2 separate regions of the Homo sapiens genome follow, and region 2 is linked to region 1. The links are chromatin loops, found by intact Hi-C in ENCODE. Cell type or tissue: lower leg skin. All regions are shown on one strand. Each heading gives the region's core, and the rest is flanking DNA. Links, peaks and the distances in the headings are about the cores only.

Region 1 (8,000 bases), core at 1-8,000:
GGTCCTGAGTGGGACCTCACGGCCTCCCACGCCAACCTTGTCCCTAAAGCCAACACCACCTGCCCCAGTTCGCCTGAGCCCAGCCCCACCTCCAGGCTCCTCTAGCCTGTTGAAGCCCCTGACAGTGCCACCAGGCTACACCTTCCCTCCTGCTGCTGCCACCACCACTTCTACCACCACGGCAACTGCTACCACCACAGCAGTGCCAGCTCCGACTCCTGCACCACAGCGCCTCATTCTATCTCCCGATATGCAGGCTCGCCTGCCCTGTAAGTTCCCAGGGCTCTGTGGTGAGGGACTTGAGATGGGAGGAAAGCTCAGGACCATGAGAGCATCAAATTTTAGGCAGCTGGGTCAGGCATGATGGCTCATGCCTATAATCCCGGTGCTTTGGGAGGCCAAGGTGGGAGGTTTGCTTCAGCCAGGAGTTTGGAGCTGCAGTGAGCCATGGTTACGCCACTGCAATCATGAGCAAGACCCTGTGTCAAAAAAAATTGAGGCAGCTAACATATGTTAGGCATTATGCCAGACATTGTCAGATCATAATTAAGAGCCCTTAAGAAATTGACATAGGGAGATGACACATAGATGAATAAATAGTGGTAAGCCTAGCAGTAGAAAAGTATTGGGGTAAAAGGACAGTGTAGAGCAGATGGTGGTGATTAGCTCAGTCTGGTGGCAGGCCATGTTAGAGGATATAAAAGAGATTGCTAAGCAAATGGGATTGGAAGGAGTAGCACATGAAAAGCTCAAAGGCTGTAGGTGGAGGCTGAGTTTATTGGGACATGGTAAATTGTGGGAAGGGCTTAGTTGTTTGAACTGGACACTCGGGGGAGAGGTGTGCTTCATGGGGTCTGTGAAGTGGTGTTGAGCAGGATGAGCCTTGTGTACAATAAGGCCTTCTCTGTTTTTAGCAGGCGAAGTGGTCAGCATCGGGCAGTTAGCCTCACTGGCACAACGTCCAGTGGCTAATGCAGGGGGAAGCAAACCTCTCACCTTCCAAATCCAGGGCAACAAGCTGACTTTGACTGGTGCCCAGGTGCGCCAGCTTGCTGTGGGGCAGCCCCGCCCGCTGCAAAGTAGGTAAAACCCACCCCCTGTCCTGCCTTTTTCCTCCTCTTCCCTGTCTCTTTGTTTTTGTGACTTTTTTGAATGTCAGCCTTTATGTTTCTTACCCAAGCTTTTGGTGGGTGGGGCCAACGGGCATGGTTGGAGGGATCTTGGATAAAGATAGGGAAGAGGTCATTCTAGAGAATGTATTCCCTCTCTGTTCTTTTCTTCTCTTCTTGCCTTGCCTCTGCCCTCCTCAGGCTGATAGCTGCTTCTCTCTCTCTTTCTCTCTTCCCTTAACCCAGGGAATGTGGTGCACCTCGTGTCAGCAGGGGGGCAGCACCATCTCATCAGCCAGCCTGCCCATGTGGCCCTCATCCAGGCCGTGGCCCCGACCCCTGGCCCTACCCCTGTCTCTGTGCTGCCTTCTTCGACCCCCAGCACCACCCCTGCCCCTACTGGCCTCAGCCTTCCGCTTGCTGCTAACCAGGGTGAGGCTCCTGGCCTTCCTACTTAGCCCTTGCTGGCCTTGGTCCTTCCAGGCATGCGCTGGGCTACTGTCTGTCCAGCCTTCCCTCAGTGTTGTTTTCCCTTGCGAATATCTATGATACCTGTCTGCCACCTTCTCCTGCCCCTGGACTTCTTCCATTCTTTGGGTCTTTTGTTTCTTTTCTACCTTCCTCTCAGTGTAGCTTCCTCTTGCAGTGCCACCAACCATGGTGAATAATACAGGCGTGGTGAAGATTGTAGTGAGACAAGCCCCTCGGGATGGACTGACTCCTGTTCCTCCATTGGCCCCAGCACCCCGGCCTCCGAGCTCTGGGCTTCCAGCTGTGTTGAATCCACGCCCCACGTTAACCCCTGGCCGGCTACCCACACCTACTCTGGGTACTGCTCGAGCCCCCATGCCCACACCCACTCTGGTGAGGCCTCTTCTCAAGCTGGTCCACAGTCCTTCACCTGAAGTCAGTGGTGAGTCCAGGTGGCTGAGGCCAGAAATCCTTGCCAGGAATGGAGACGAGATGGGGTCGCCTCAAGGTTTCTTAGTTTTAGTACAGGTTTTTTCATATCAGCGTACTGCCTTGATTTGTAGTGGGCCCCAGAACTGGGCTGCCTGAGCCCTGACCTAATTTCAAGATCTATTTGCTGGAATCTTGGAGGGGAAGAAAATCTAAAGTTGTCAGATTACTTGGATGTTTGACTTCATGTTGTGGGAGTGAATGCCTTCTGGGAAATGGGAAGCTTGGGGGTATGGGAAAGATGGGACAGGGAGTAGAAAGGCTCAGGAAAAGAATTCTGGGGCTAACTCATCCTCTCTCTCCACAGCTTCAGCCCCCGGAGCTGCCCCCTTGACCATCTCTTCTCCTCTCCACGTGCCATCCTCCCTCCCTGGGCCAGCCTCTTCTCCAATGCCAATTCCCAACTCCTCTCCCCTTGCTAGTCCTGTGTCCTCTACAGTCTCAGTTCCATTGTCATCTTCACTCCCCATCTCTGTCCCCACCACACTTCCTGCCCCAGCCTCGGCTCCACTCACCATCCCCATCTCAGCCCCCTTGACTGTTTCTGCTTCGGGCCCAGCTCTGTTGACCAGTGTGACTCCACCATTGGCACCTGTTGTCCCAGCGGCTCCTGGACCTCCCTCCTTGGCACCATCTGGTGCTTCCCCGTCAGCATCAGCCTTGACTCTAGGTTTGGCCACAGCTCCATCCCTGTCTTCATCTCAGACACCTGGTCACCCTCTGTTGTTGGCTCCCACCTCTTCACATGTTCCAGGGTTGAACTCAACCGTGGCCCCAGCATGCTCACCTGTCCTGGTGCCAGCTTCGGCTCTGGCCAGTCCTTTTCCGTCAGCACCAAATCCAGCTCCAGCTCAGGCTTCCCTTCTGGCTCCAGCATCTTCTGCATCTCAGGCTCTAGCCACCCCTCTGGCTCCTATGGCGGCTCCACAGACAGCAATTCTGGCTCCTTCTCCAGCTCCTCCTCTGGCTCCTCTTCCGGTCCTGGCACCATCGCCAGGTGCTGCTCCTGTCCTGGCTTCATCACAGACTCCGGTTCCAGTTATGGCTCCATCGTCTACTCCAGGAACCTCTTTAGCCTCAGCTTCACCGGTACCAGCTCCAACCCCTGTGTTGGCTCCATCATCAACTCAAACTATGCTACCAGCCCCGGTTCCGTCACCTCTCCCGAGCCCGGCTTCTACGCAGACACTGGCCCTAGCCCCAGCTTTAGCACCCACTCTTGGAGGCTCATCTCCATCTCAGACACTCTCTTTGGGAACGGGGAACCCCCAGGGACCCTTTCCAACTCAGACATTGTCATTAACTCCAGCATCATCCCTGGTACCAACTCCAGCCCAGACACTGTCTTTGGCACCAGGACCACCACTGGGTCCAACTCAGACGCTGTCTCTGGCTCCAGCACCCCCTCTGGCTCCAGCTTCTCCAGTGGGCCCAGCCCCAGCTCACACGCTGACTTTGGCTCCAGCATCGTCATCTGCTTCACTCCTGGCCCCAGCTTCAGTGCAGACACTGACCTTGAGCCCTGCCCCAGTTCCTACCCTGGGCCCGGCCGCAGCTCAGACCTTGGCGCTGGCCCCAGCCTCCACACAGTCCCCAGCTTCCCAGGCATCTTCCCTTGTGGTTTCGGCATCTGGTGCCGCTCCCTTGCCTGTCACCATGGTATCCCGGCTGCCTGTTTCCAAGGATGAGCCTGACACACTGACATTGCGCTCTGGTCCCCCCAGCCCTCCCTCCACTGCTACCTCGTTTGGTGGCCCCCGGCCTCGACGCCAGCCCCCCCCACCACCTCGTTCCCCTTTTTATCTGGTAAGTTTTACTTCCTCAAGAGGGAACAGGAAGTTGAGTTTCTTTGGAGTGTTGGTAGGGTGGATGGAACAGTGATGTCACATTTAACCTGGTGAATTACAAAGCTTAATGTTATGGACCAAGTACTTGAGTGACATTTGGACAAGTCCCTTCTCTTCCCTGGGCGTGTACCTCATGATCCGCCTGCCTCAGCCTCCTGAAGTGTTAGGATTACAGGGGTGAGCCACCACGCCCGGCCTCTTTTCCCGTTTTTTAACCCGCACGGTAATAAATGGGCAGTAAAAGGAACTCTTCTCTGTCCCTTTTATGATTTCCGGTAGCTGTTTCTTTCCTGTACTATGTATATAGGCCCATGTCTGTGTAGTACTTGAGTTAAACTCACAGTTCAGCTTAAGTAAACCAGAACTAAGGAGAAGGAAGGTCCAGTGGGTCCCTCCACGCCCTCTGGCTTTTCCCCACTGTAATCAGAGCTGCTGCTTAGTCTTTGCTTCATGCCTACTCCCCCACCTTCCACCAGTGCCATTGACTCCACCTTTGGTTTTTACCTGACCAGCCGCTAGGTTGGTCCTGGCTGGTTGGAAGTAGAGAGTAGAGGGATTGCTCTGCAAGTAGATAATAGCCTCTTGCCACTTGGTTTTTTTTGGTAACAGTTTGTGCTATAAATCATATACCATTCGATTTACCCATTTAAACTGTACAATAGTTTTTGGTTTTTTTTTTAAATACAGATGGGGGTCTCCCACTCTTGACCAGGCTGGTCTCGAATTCCTGGCCTCAAGTGATCCTCCCATCTCGGCCTCCCAAAATGCTGGGATTATAGGTGTGAGCCACCATGCCTGGCCCTAAACTGTACAATAGGTTTTTAATATATTTATAGGGTTGTACAATCATCAACACAATCAACTTAGAACCTTTCCGTGGCCCCAAAAAGAAACGCTGCACCTGTTAGCCAGCATTCCCCAATCCCTCCGTCCCTCCTAGTCTTGAATGACTACCATCCTACTTTTTTATTTCTCTAGTTTTGCCTATGGAGTCATAATGTATAATGTGTGGTCCATTGTGACTGGCATCTTCTACTTAGATTAATGTTCTTTGAATTTTATTGTGTTATAGCGTATATCAGTACTTCATTTGTTTTTATGTTGAATAATAATGTATGAATACCACATTTTATCCTTGAGTTGATGGAAACGTGTGTTACTTCTGCTTTATGGTTGTTATGAACAATGCTGCTGTGAACATTTCATGTACAAGTTTTTGTATGGACAGGTGTTCTCAGTTTCTGTTAGATACATACTGAGGAGAAGAATTGCTGGGTTATATTGTAACTAGGTTTTAACTGTTTAAGGAACTGCCAGACTTTTCCAAAGTGGCTGCAGCATTTGACATTACCACCAGCAGTCTGTGAGGATTCCAGTTTCTCCACATTTGAGCCAATACTTTTTTTTTTTTTTTTGAGAAGGAGTCTTGCTCTGTTACCCAGGCTGGAGTGCTTTGGCACGGTCTTGGCTCACTGCAACCTCTGTCTCCTGGGTTTAAGTGACCCCACCTCAACCTCCCTCGTAGCTGGGATTACAGGCATGTGGCACCATGCCTACCTAATTTTTTTGTATTCTTATTATTTTATTTTATTTTTGAGACAGAATCTTGCTCTGTTGCCCAGGCTGGAGTAAAGTGGCACCATCCCGGCTCACTGCAACCTCCACTTCCCAGGCTCAAACGATTTTCCTGTGTCATCTTCCCGAGTGGCTGGGACTACAGGCATGGCGTCACCACGCCTGGCTAATTTTTTTATTTTTAGTAGAGATGGGGTTTCACCATGTTGGCCGGGCTGGTCTCGAACTCCTGACCTCAGGTGATCCGCCTGCCTTGGCCTCCCAAAGTGCTGGGATTATAGACATGAGCCACTGCACCTGGCCAGATTTTTTTGTATTTTTAGTAGAGATGGGGTTTACCATGTTTGCCACGCTGGTTTCGAATTCCACACCTCAAGTGATCTGCCCGCCTCAGCCTCCCAAAGTGCTAGGATTACAGGTGTGAGCCACCATGCCTGGCACATCATCACTTTGATTATAGCCATCCTGCTGGGTGTGAAGTAGTAGTTCATTGTGATTTTGATTTGAATTTCCCTGTTGGCTAATGTTGAGCTTTATTTCATGTGGTTGAAATACCATGCTGGCCATTTGTGTATCTTTGAAGAACTATCTGTTCAGATCCTCTGCCCTTTTAAAATGGGTTGTCTTTTTATTATTGAGTTGTAAGAGTTCTTTATATATTCTGATTACAGATCCTTTTTCAGACGTATGGTTTACAAATAGTCTTTTTTTTGAGACAGTGTCTCACTTTGTCAATCAGGCTAGAGTGCAGTGGCACAGTCTCCGCTCATTGCAGCCTCCTGGGCTTAAGTGAACCTCCCATCTCAGCCCTCCAAGTAGCTGGGACTGTAGGCTTGTGCCACCATGCCAGGCTACTTGTTTGTTTCTTTTTTTGAGATGGAGACTCACTCTGTCACCAGGCTGCAGTGCAGTGGTGCGATCTCAGCTCACTGCAACCTCCGCCTCCCAGGTTCAAGCGATTCTCCTGCTCAGCCTCCCAAGTAGCTGGGACTACAGGCTTGCACCACCACGCCCAGCTAACTTTTTTGTAATTTTAGTAGAGATAGGGTTTCATCATGTTGGCCAGGATGGTCTTGATATCTTGAGCTCATGATCTGCCCGCCTCGGCCTCCCAAAGTGCTGGGATTACAGGTGTGAGCCACCGCGCCTGGCCCTTGTTTGTATTTTTTGTAGAGATGCGGTTTTGCCATGTTGCCCAAACTGGTCTTGAATAGGAGGCTCAAACCATCCACCTAGGCCTCCCAAAGTGCTGGGATTATAGGCTTGAGCCACTGCTCCTGGCCAGATTTTCTCTTTTTGCTACTATTGGGAGCTAGCCTCAAAAGGAACTAGCTCTTTGAGTTTATTGGTTTTTCCGTCTGCTAGGACACCTTTTTTCCCTCACATAGAGCACTTCAAGCCAAGAGGTGAAACTTGGTAGCAGTCAGGAAGGAGATTTGGAACACTCCTCTTTTCACAACTATCTCTTGGGGTCTAGTCTCCCTCATTTGTTCATTTTGTTAACAGATAAATGTATTGAGAGCTTAATTGTGCTAGTTACTGAGTGATTATAGTGAGCAAGGCACAGTTCATGTTGTATGGGGCCTACCGTGTAGTGGATAGATATTAGTTAAATAATCATACAGATGTGTAACTACAAGCATAATAAGTGATACAAAGAAGTTTTTCAGACTGTGAAACTGGAAGCACAAAGATGGGAAAGGATTGGGTCAAAGTCATCCAGGTGTCCTCACTGCCGGGTTGCCCATTTTCTGTCTCAGAGTGATGAGACTCGGATGTCCGGTTAGCTGTTCCCATTCCACCCCATTCCAGTCTGGCCCTTGGCAAAAACCTGGTCTGGATTTGATTGGCGCCTCTGTATCCTGGTCAGTGATTTGAAGAAGGCTATAGTCCTGGAGTTGAGTGTTACGTAGGAAAATACCCACAAATCGTCCATTCTATAAACTTGTTGGAATTGTAGATCTTAATTTTGAATATTCAGTCATTCTGCTTTGGTAGCATACAAGGAAAGATCAGTTTTCTCTAGGAGAGAAGTTACTTAACATAACTTCTGAGAAAGAATAGTTATTTAACATAAAAAAGAAAGTTATTTAACATAACTTCTGAGAAAGAATAGTTCTCATTGATAACTTGGAAAACTACAAAAAGCATAGTGTATTTTTGGATCCCATGGTTTCTATATATTTATTTCCATCTGGGAAGAACAGTCAGGTTTTGATGTGGACTCTGAGGGTGCTGATTACTTCCTCTTTTTCTCTCACCCCCAGGACTCCCTGGAGGAAAAGCGGAAGCGGCAGCGGTCTGAACGCCTGGAACGGATTTTCCAACTTAGTGAGGCTCATGGGGCCCTGGCACCTGTGTATGGGACTGAAGTCCTGGATTTCTGTACCCTGCCCCAACCTGTTGCCAGCCCCATCGGCCCTCGTTCTCCTGGCCCCAGCCACCCCACCTTTTGGACTTATACCGAGGCTGCCCACCGGGCTGTACTGTTTCCCCAGCAGCGACTAGA
Region 2 (9,145 bases), core at 643-8,642, 50 kb after region 1:
TTCAAGCGATTCTTCTGCCTTAGTGTCCCGAGTAGCTGGGACTACAGGAGCCTGCCACCTCGCCCAGCTAATTTTTGTATTTTTAGTAGAGACGGGGTTTCACTGTGTTTGCCAGGCTGGTCTCAAACTCCTGACATCGTGATTTGCCCGCCTTGGCCTCCCAAAGTGTTGGGATTACAAGTGTGAGCCACTGTGCTTGGCCCATTTAAGCAGCATATTTTACATCCCTGCTATGTACTAGGCCTTGCGCTGATTGCTGTGGAGACATTGGGAACAAGAAGGTCCCTGCCTTCCAGTCAAAGCTGGAACTTCAGGTCTTGGCAGGCAGAGCAGGCCAGTAATCCCCCAAATAAAATAGTGCATGTCACAGTAAGCCTTGTGCAGGAATCTGAGGTGCTGTCAAAGAAAAATAGGGGAGCCTTTTAGGAGGTGACACTTGAGCTGAGGCCCAGGGGAGCTGCATGTGTGGTGGGGAAGTTGAGGGGAGCAGAGAGGAGAGCCTTGTGAAAGCTCAAAAACCAGACAGCAGGCCAGGCGTGGTGGCTCACGACTGTAATCCCAGCACTTTGGGAGGCCGAGGCGGGCAGATCATGAGGTCAGGAGATCTAGACCATCCTGGCTAACACGGTGAAACCCCATCTCTACTAAAAATACAAAAAATTAGCTGGGTGTGGTGGTGGGCGCCTATAGTCCCAGCTACTCGGGAGGCTGAGGCAGGAGAATGGTGTGAACCCAGGAGTCGGAGGTTGCAGTGAGCTGAGATCGTGTCACTGGACTCCAGCGTGGGGGACAGAGTAAGACTCCGTCTCAAAAAAACAAAAAACAAAGAAACCCCAAAAAACAGCATCACACGGGAGGAACTGGAGAGGGAGAACAGGAGGGGAGGGCTTAGGGCTCAGGAGGCAGGAGCAGCTCCAGGGCAGGTGTCACTGGGGCCCTGGACAGAAGCATTGGTGGGCCGTGACTCCACATGCCTGAGTCACCAGGCTCAGACCAGTGCCTCCTTCCTGTTCCACCCTACTCAGGCTGTAGAAGCCGCCCAGCTGGCCGAGGACCTGAAGGTGCAGCTGGAGCACGTGCAGACTCGGCTGCGGGAGATCCAGCCCTGCCTGGCAGAGAGCCGGGCTGCTCGTGAGAAAGAGAGCTTCAACCTCAAGAGGGCTCAGGTGTGTGCAGGGGTGAGGGGCCAGGCCAGGGTGGTCCACGGTCACGGACCTATCCTGGGGGCAAGCGGCTCAAGGTTGAGGACCCTTGCCCTTAGCCAGGCCTCTCCTGCCCCAGGAGGACATCTCACGGCTGCGGCGCAAGCTGGAAAAGCAGAGGAAGGTGGAGGTCTACGCAGATGCCGACGAAATCCTCCAGGAGGAGATCAAGGAGTACAAGGTGGGGCTGTGGGCCAAGTTGTGCCCTATCCACCTGAGAATTGTAGATGCAGGATTGCTGAGACTAGTGGAGAGTCTGGGGACCCTGGAAGTAATGTAGGGCAGCAGAAAGTGGGCAGCACAGTGGTCACAGAGTCAAATGCTGTTTGCTGTACATGTACTGTGAGCCAGGCACAGTGCTTGGCTGGGTGTGGGTTGGGAGGCTAGGAACTGGCCCTGGTCTCTGACTTCTTGAAACTGACAGTCAGGGGAGGAGGCAGCCAAGTAATTCTCTCATCCCAGATGTGTAATATGATGGCAGAGGCCAGAGGGGCTGAGGGGACTCAGGGGAGGCCCTTCCCCTGGCCCTGGGGTCAGCAGGCTTCCTGGAGTGAATGTCACCACAGCAGACCTGAAGAATAGGCCAGACGTGGCTGTGAGGAACGGGAGTGAGTAGCTTTAGGCAAAGGGAACAGCAGATGTGGACGCTTGAGCGGAGGGGTTGCTGGGACAGCACCGGAGGTTGTAATCAGAGGAGCCAATGTGGAGAGGTTGGGCCGTGTCACCTCCTGAAGAGTGCGGTACGCCAGGTTGAGACCTCAAAGGGTTTTAAACAGGAGAGTGATGTGGTTAGATTTGTTGTTGGTTTTGGGCTGGAAGAGGTAGACTGGAGGCAGGGAAATTGTTAAGGTATTGCAGTCACTGAGGCAGAAACCAGAGTAGATGGGTTCAGGAGACATTTCAGAGGCAGAATTGCTTGGACTCGGGGGTGGATCGAATGCATGGAGTGAGGGAAAGGGAACACTTGGAGGACTCCTGGTTTCCTGGTTTGAGAAACTAGGTGGATAGTTAGTACCATTTAGGGGGTTAGGAGGCCTGCGGGGGAGCAGGTTCTATGGGATGGTGTCAAAGGATGCTGAGAAGGTGCCTGTGGGACCCCTTTGGGAGGCTGGGAAGGTGCTCAAGGCAAAAGGGCCGGGCTGGAGAACAGGCTTGGGGAATGTCAGTAGAGGCAGAGGTGGAAGCCACATATGACTTGGTCATCCCTTGGAAGCAGTTGAGCCTTGAAGGGCAGAGGCAGCTGGAGGCAGCCATGGGGTAGAGGCAGGCTTGGGAGCCTGTTCAGTGCTGGTGTGTAGGGTCCTGGGAGACAGGAGTGATGGCAGGGAGGCTGCTGAGGCGGCAGGCTGGGCTGGGATTTTAGCAGGCTGGAGGAGCACTGTTGGGGGATGCTGAGTTGAGTCAATCCATGTCTGGAGTTGGAGGTGAGACCCTCCTGGTGGCGGAAGAGAGGTCTCAGGCTAAGAAGGGACCCACGGCAGGGTCTCTGGCCAGTGTCGAGGCTGGGCCCAGTTGAGGGTAGAGAGAACAGATTTCTAGTTGCATTGCCATTCCAGCTGTGACTTAGCAAGTGCAGGTGAAGAGGTAGACAAGATTGGGATTTCACCAGAGGCGGCCAGTGGGGCAGGAGATGAAGCCCCAAGGCAGAGTCCAGGCTGGGCCTGTGGGTCCTTGTCCTTTTGAGGGGACACATGATAGCCATCACTGCCCAGTGATGAATCCGGACTCTGCTGATTTCTAGTGTTGAGACCTTGGCCTCTGCACCTCAGTTTGCTCATTCATAGAGTGCTCGTCCTTACCTCCAGGGTTATGGGAGGATGAGGTGCAGTCTCCAGTGTGGTGGGCTTGGCCTGGACTCCTCCTGCTGTCAGCTTGGGGTCTGGGCACTGTCAGAGTTGTTCCCAAGCTGATGCCTTTGCCTGGCCCAGGCGCGGTTGACCTGCCCCTGCTGTAACACCCGCAAGAAGGATGCAGTCCTTACCAAGTGCTTCCACGTTTTCTGCTTCGAGTGCGTGCGGGGCCGCTATGAGGCCCGCCAGAGGAAGTGCCCCAAGTGCAACGCGGCCTTTGGTGCCCACGACTTCCATCGTATCTACATCAGCTGAACCTGAAACTCAGGGGACTCTGGAACACCATGGACCCTGGGGGCTGTGCCCCCATCTCCTCCCCACCCCAGGTCTAGTGGCCCCACCCTCCATTCCGGACCCCATGGGCCCAGCCCCTGCCCATCTAGTTGGTTTGGGGACCCTGGTGCATGCTAGTGGGCATGGGATCAGCCAAGCTTCGTTCCATCTTTTCCTAAAGGTCAGAGCTGCAGCCTAGGGGGCACTGCCCTACAGAAAAGGTCTGCCTGAGAGGCCTGAGGAGCCCAGAGCACTTGACTGAGCTTCCCGGAAACTGGCCCTAACCTGTCTGTCTCCGTGGATGCATCCTAACCCTAAGGAAAATTCCCCAGGCTGTGATCTACCCTAGAGAAGGCTCGCTCCCTGCCTACTGGCTCACAAATGAGGACCAGTGAGCCATGTCCTTGTTCCTTGTTTGAGACTGGGCTGCAGGCCCCAGGAAGACTTTCCTTCACCCACCATCCCCCTAACCTCGGCAGGGCTTCTGTCCTGTGGAGTTCCCTGGACACCTTGGTCTGGCTCTTGTGCCAAGGGCTGAAGGAGGTACCCTCTTGGCAGATGGGGGCATCACTTGCTTCCTTTGGGAAGCTCTAAGGTTGCTGCAGTCACCTTCCTCATCTTGCAGGTGCTGAACCAACATCATCAGTTTCTATTCTAATCAGGCCCCTTCCCAATCTCCATTTCTCTGCCAAGCCCATTTACCCCCACCTCATGCATCCCAAGGCTCTACTGGGTCCCTGGACCTAACCCTGCTTTCATCCTGGTGGCCTTAACTACAGTGGAGGTGGAACTTCCCAGGAGGGGAAGGGACAGACCAGCCCCAGCCGCTGGGCCAACTTCCAATCATTCCAGCTAGAAGAGCTTCCCCCTGACACCCTGTGACTGAGCCTGTGTCCTGTCTGCCTGCCCAGCCATGCTCCATCGGCTGTGAGGGCAGTGCCCGGAGAGGCCAGAGGGTTGGAGCTGCAGGGACCCGTTTGGACCCACAGCCTCTGTTCTAGAGATGCTTGTATAGGCTGTTAATTGTGATGAATAAACGTTCAACCCTCGGCCTGCAGCCAGAGTAGCCAGGCCGCGCACCCCAAATGTAGTCCCCCGATTTTAGCTGCAGCAGCTGAGCAGCACTTTGCTGGCTTGGTGTGAGCCTGGGAGGGCTCAGACTTAACGGCCGGCAGGGATCCCGGACTGGGCCTGAAGGGGAGAGCGTGGTGGTCGTCGCGGAGCCGCCTGTCCTGCTCCCACCGACCCCGGTCTGACCACGTCCTTGGCTGTCATGGCCGGGGGATGCCGGGACTCCTCGGGCTGCATCCTGGGAAGTGTAGTTCCTGGTCCGCACATGGTTAGGAGGTTCTCGGAGAGAGAGCTAGTTTCCCGGTTGCGCTGGCCAAAGGCCGGCCTGAACTGGATCCTGCGGACCGCTTCTCAGCGGCTTCACCCCCACACCACTCGAATGCACAGATCGGGACACCTCAGCTGGGTGACTTCCCTCGTTGCAATCGGCCTCGGGAGCGGTGCGGCGTGTACCGAGCGGCGCCCCTGGGCTCAGCGCGCTGCAGGCGCCCCGGGCGGATCCTTCACCGAGGCAGGACTGGGGCTGGCGCCAGAGCCGGTGCGGAGCGGTGTTGGTTCAGGCGCTGGCGACAGTGCTATGGCCACGGCAGGGGCCGCGTGCGTCTCAGCGGTGGCGCCTTCGGACCCTATTGGCGCCCGGGACTTAAGCGGGGCCGCCGCTGCTGGACCAGGACGAACTGGAGAAGGAGACGCGGGCCGCCACGGTGACCTCGGGCGTAGGGCCGGCGGCGGCGGGCACGCTGGTGGAAGCGCGGGCCGCGGCAGGGGAGGACATCGGGCCGCAGAGAAAGTGCCGATGGCCTGGGGCAGCGGTGCGAGGGTGGGAAAAACGCAGGATATTGCATCATAGAGACGCGGCCACCTTCGCCCCTGGAGAGCGCCAGTCTCAGGAGCGCCGCACCGGTCACGGGTGGAGGTCAGCCAGGCCTCCGTAAGCGCGGTCCCCTTCCAGGAGTAGCCTTCGCCTGGGCTCTTGAGTAGATGCCAAGTAATTCCGCATCGTCTCTCTAGATATCTGCGCTAAAGGCCACCCGGTCTCCTTATCAGAGGGGCAAAACTCTCCTCGTGGGTCTTCATACCTAATAAAAGTCGGCATCAAACCACTTTTTCAAGGTCAAGTCCAAGGGAACGGGGTGAAGATCCCACAATGTCAGTGAGGCAGCAACCACTGATGTGGTGGCAGGAACCAAACCTTTTTTTTTTTTTTTTTTTTTTGAGACGGAGTCTCACTCTGTCTCCCAGGCTGGAGTGCAGTGGCACGATCTCGGCTCACTGCAACCTCTACTTCCCGGGTTCAAGCGATTCTCCTGCCTCAGTCTCCCGAGTAGCTGGGACTGCAGGCGTGCACCACTGCGCCCAGCTAATTTTTGTATTTTTAGAGACAGGGTTTCACCATGTTGGTCAGGCTGGTCTCAAACTCCTGACATCATGATCTGCCTGCCTCGGCCTCCCAAAGTGCTGGGATTACAGGCGTGAGCCACTGTGTCCGGCCAGGAACCAAACTCTTAATAAACATTTCCCATGAGGCTCCGGTGCCGGGAGGATTTGCCTTAATTTTTTGACTGCTTACCACCCCTAGTGGTCCCAGTGGCAGCGGTACCCTGGGCTGCTGCCCAGGGACTGGCAGACCAAAACTACTCCTGGGCCCACCCCGACCTTGGCTGTCTTCTTGGGAGTGAACAGATGTTGGCATCAGTGGTGGACATGCCCGTTTCAGCCAGACCTTGGGCACTGCCTGTGATTGGCCAGTGGGTTGCCTGATGTAGACCGCTGTCTTCTCAAAACTTCCCTTGCATCCGACGGTGCTACGCTGTCCTGTCCTGGTTTTTCTCATACTGTCTTCTGCTGGTCCTCTTCCTCCACCCCTAAACTAGACCTTCTACTTTGCCACTTTGTGTGTGTTTATTCATGGTTATGGCTATAGCTAAGCTGATAAGGACCTAACTGCTCCAGCCACTCCTCTTTCCTGAGCTCCAGACCTGGAGAATCACCACTGTTCTTGTGGAGAGAAGAGAGATCATGTCACTCTCAAATATCCCCAAGTGGTACCTTCCCCGAGCTCCTCCAGGGGCTCCACACTGTGGGCTCTGCTCTCTGCCTCTGTCTTCCCATAGTCCCCTCTCTGCTCTAAGCCCATACCCAACTGTTATGCACCCCTGTCCTCCATCCCACCCCCAGCCGATACACCTACTCTTGGGTCTTCTTGCAGCCCTCATCCTTCAGGTCACTTTCCCCGGAAAGCTTCCTGACCCTCCACTGTGGCAGGCACCATCTCTGGGTCCACAGCCCTTCTGCGAAATCTCTGAGGCAGTCACTGCCCTGTGTCTGCTCTTCTGCTGTAGTCACTTTCCTGCAGATTTCTCCAGCACTGGGACTCCTGATAGACCTCAGTGTCCCCAGGGCTTGGCACACAGAGAATGTAGAGTAGCCTTCATTACTTGCTTCTCCTCTCCTCCCACCCCCCTTTCCAGGTGGGGAAGGGAAGGAGACACTGAACCTGCCCTGGGTTGTGGTCAGAGGGGTACAGGAAAGGTGGGGAGACACTTTCTGGCTGGGGCAGGATTCCCCCAATCCCCCATGGCCAGGCCCAGGGCCCAGGAGACTGAGCACTGAGGCAGGCCTGAGATTGGGATGGAGTGGGCACAAAACATGCTTGAGTTCCTGGCCATTCTGGTTTCCTTCACGGACTTGCTGTGGATCTTGGGCAATTGGCTGCCCTTCTCTGAGCCTCGCCTCTCCACACAGTGAGGGCACAAGGGCTGACATCCTGGCAGTGATGACAAGCCAGGTCTCCACCCACCTCTCCCAGGGTCCCCAAGTGAACCAGGAGTGGTGGATGCCAGCTTCTGAAACTAGATCCTCAGAACTTCCCTGTGGCAGGTTGCGGGTATGGTGGTCAGAGAGGCCTCCCTGGGGCTGCACAGCTGGGCCTGAGCTGGCCAGCGCCAGAGCCACCAGGCGGCCACTCTGCAGTCCTGCTGGTGGGAAGGCCAGGCACCGATGAGAACAGCTTAGCTTGGCTGCCATCTCATCAGATTTATCCCTTTCCGCACCAAGGGACTGCAGCTTAAAACTTCATAAACTCTTCAGCTTCCCACAAGCCAGCAATGGATGGGGATTTTAGGGCCCCTGGGTGAAGGGTGGGCCTGGGGCTGGGCTGAGCTTTTGCAGTCACTCCTGGGCTCCGGCTTAAGGTGAGGCCACACTCTTTCAGCTCACTTTAGGCTGAAAGAAAAAACAAGAAACACCCAGGAAATCTTATTCCCTTTATTCTCTTCAACTAAGCAACATGACCACCAGTGACACAACACTGTTTTGGACACACAACACTCAAAAATGGGGCCTCTCTTCACTCCATGGGGACAAGTCCGGTGACTGGGGCTTCCCTAGTGAGGGCAAAGGAGTCTGGGAGCTGCTGACCTCAGGGCAGGTCATGGAACCCCACCTCTTGGCTGTGATGGCTTCAAGTTTCCCCACCATTCAGGATTCATGCCCAGTTCCAAGTTCCCATCTGACCTCCATGTCCATAGCAGTTTCAAGTTTCACTCTAAGCTCTCCCCTCTGCTTTCCCCACTGACTCCCTGACCCTATCTGTTGGGCTCCTCCCTCCACCAGGGCGTTTCTGAGGGGCCTGGGGCCTGCATGTGATTGGACAAGAGGGTTTGGCTGCACAGTGCCTTCCAGACTCAGTTGTGGTGAGCAAATGCTTTGACCCCTGGGCCTTCATCTGAGCCGATCTGAGCAACTCTAGCCACTGCCACCTCCCTGCTTCAATCCTCCCAAGACGTAGCTCACTCTGGGAGGGAAGCTCCTGGTTAAAGGAGCTTGGGGAGGTGGGCAAGAGAGAACACGCCACACCCCAGAGGTATCGAACCCTGCCCCTTTCCTACCGCAAGACGCCTGACCCTACGAACTGTGCGCTCACATCATCCATCCCGTACAAGAGCCAAGCCCCTTAGCCCTCACCCATCCCTACAACATGTGAGCATCCTACTAAATATGCTACACCCTAGTCCGAAACAGGCCTGCGCCGGCCTTCAGTCACACTGCCTGCCTCCCCCCAGACTGGCCTCTGAGCCCCAAAAGCTGCTCCCCAGGCCTCTTCTGGGAACAGATTCCTTAGGCCTGTTTTTGAGAGCATCTGCTTCTGGCTTTGCGAGAGGTTTGTCTTTACAACTTCAGTTTCTGCTACCATCTTGGGGAGGGGGACATCTCCTTAGACTTGGCAGACTTCTCATTCTTACAGGGCACCCCCTTCGTTGGCGTTCTGTTAGGAAGAGACCCACAGGCAGCACCCCCCTCAGTAGTGCTTCCCTTCCTGGCACTTGGATAGGCTGGGGCGTTATGCAGATGGCAACATGGTTCTCCGCACAATCCTGAGGCCTGCCTTCTCCCTCTCCCCAGCAGGCCTGGCGTTTTCCTCCCACAATGTTTGAGATTTTGATCCTTTTAAATGTGAGGGTCATCCTGCTGGGGCCAGGATAGACAAATGGCGAAGGATTTGCATAAAGGTTGTGTGAAACTTTAGGTCATGGAATTAGAGGTCTCTTCCACAGCTTTGCAAAAATCTGGGTCACCCCTCTCTTGAGACGTGACTCCTGACGGGCCCCACAGCTGGCATCTCAGTCCTCTTACTCCAGGACAGCGCATTACTGGGGTTGGCAAGCACTTCCTTTCTGACCCAGCGCTGAGCAGAGTCCTCTCCTTTTGAAGGGGTCTCCAGGATTAGGGAGTGGGAGTCTTGTTACA

What was found. A loop is a pair of places that touch in the nucleus more often than their neighbours do. Peaks named below come from ENCODE experiments on the same cell type or tissue, not always from the same donor. Only the 100,000 strongest peaks of a DNase experiment are listed, where the experiment ranks them.
Region 2: a loop joins it to region 1, with 1.8 times the contacts of the local background. A loop is called at or near these places in 8 of 110 quality-filtered maps.

The regions. Positions count from the first base shown.
Region 1 is chr16:30,721,208-30,729,207 of GRCh38, forward strand. It overlaps SRCAP (Snf2 related CREBBP activator protein), which reads left to right. Exons shown (of 34, transcript NM_006662.3): 21 at 1-269; 22 at 915-1,079; 23 at 1,356-1,541; 24 at 1,756-2,022; 25 at 2,377-3,875; 26 at 7,759-8,000. Among named protein-coding and RNA genes, the nearest start is that of SNORA30, 15 kb to the left of the region's middle. In lower leg skin, for the core only: no CTCF peak of the experiment used is centred there; no DNase peak of the experiment used is centred there.
Region 2 is chr16:30,770,808-30,779,952 of GRCh38, forward strand. RNF40 (ring finger protein 40) reads left to right here. Exons shown (of 20, transcript NM_014771.4): 18 at 1,026-1,166; 19 at 1,282-1,383; 20 at 3,131-5,500. The coding sequence ends at 3,307. ZNF629 (zinc finger protein 629) reads right to left here. Exons shown (of 3, transcript NM_001080417.3): 3 at 7,649-9,145. Among named protein-coding and RNA genes, the nearest start is that of ZNF629, 12 kb to the right of the region's middle. RefSeq lists enhancers at 3,758-4,436, 4,437-5,113, 5,443-5,552 and a silencer at 5,033-5,112. In lower leg skin, for the core only: no CTCF peak of the experiment used is centred there; DNase peaks (open chromatin) are centred at 4,664, 4,926 and 5,265; H3K4me3 peaks cover 690 bases.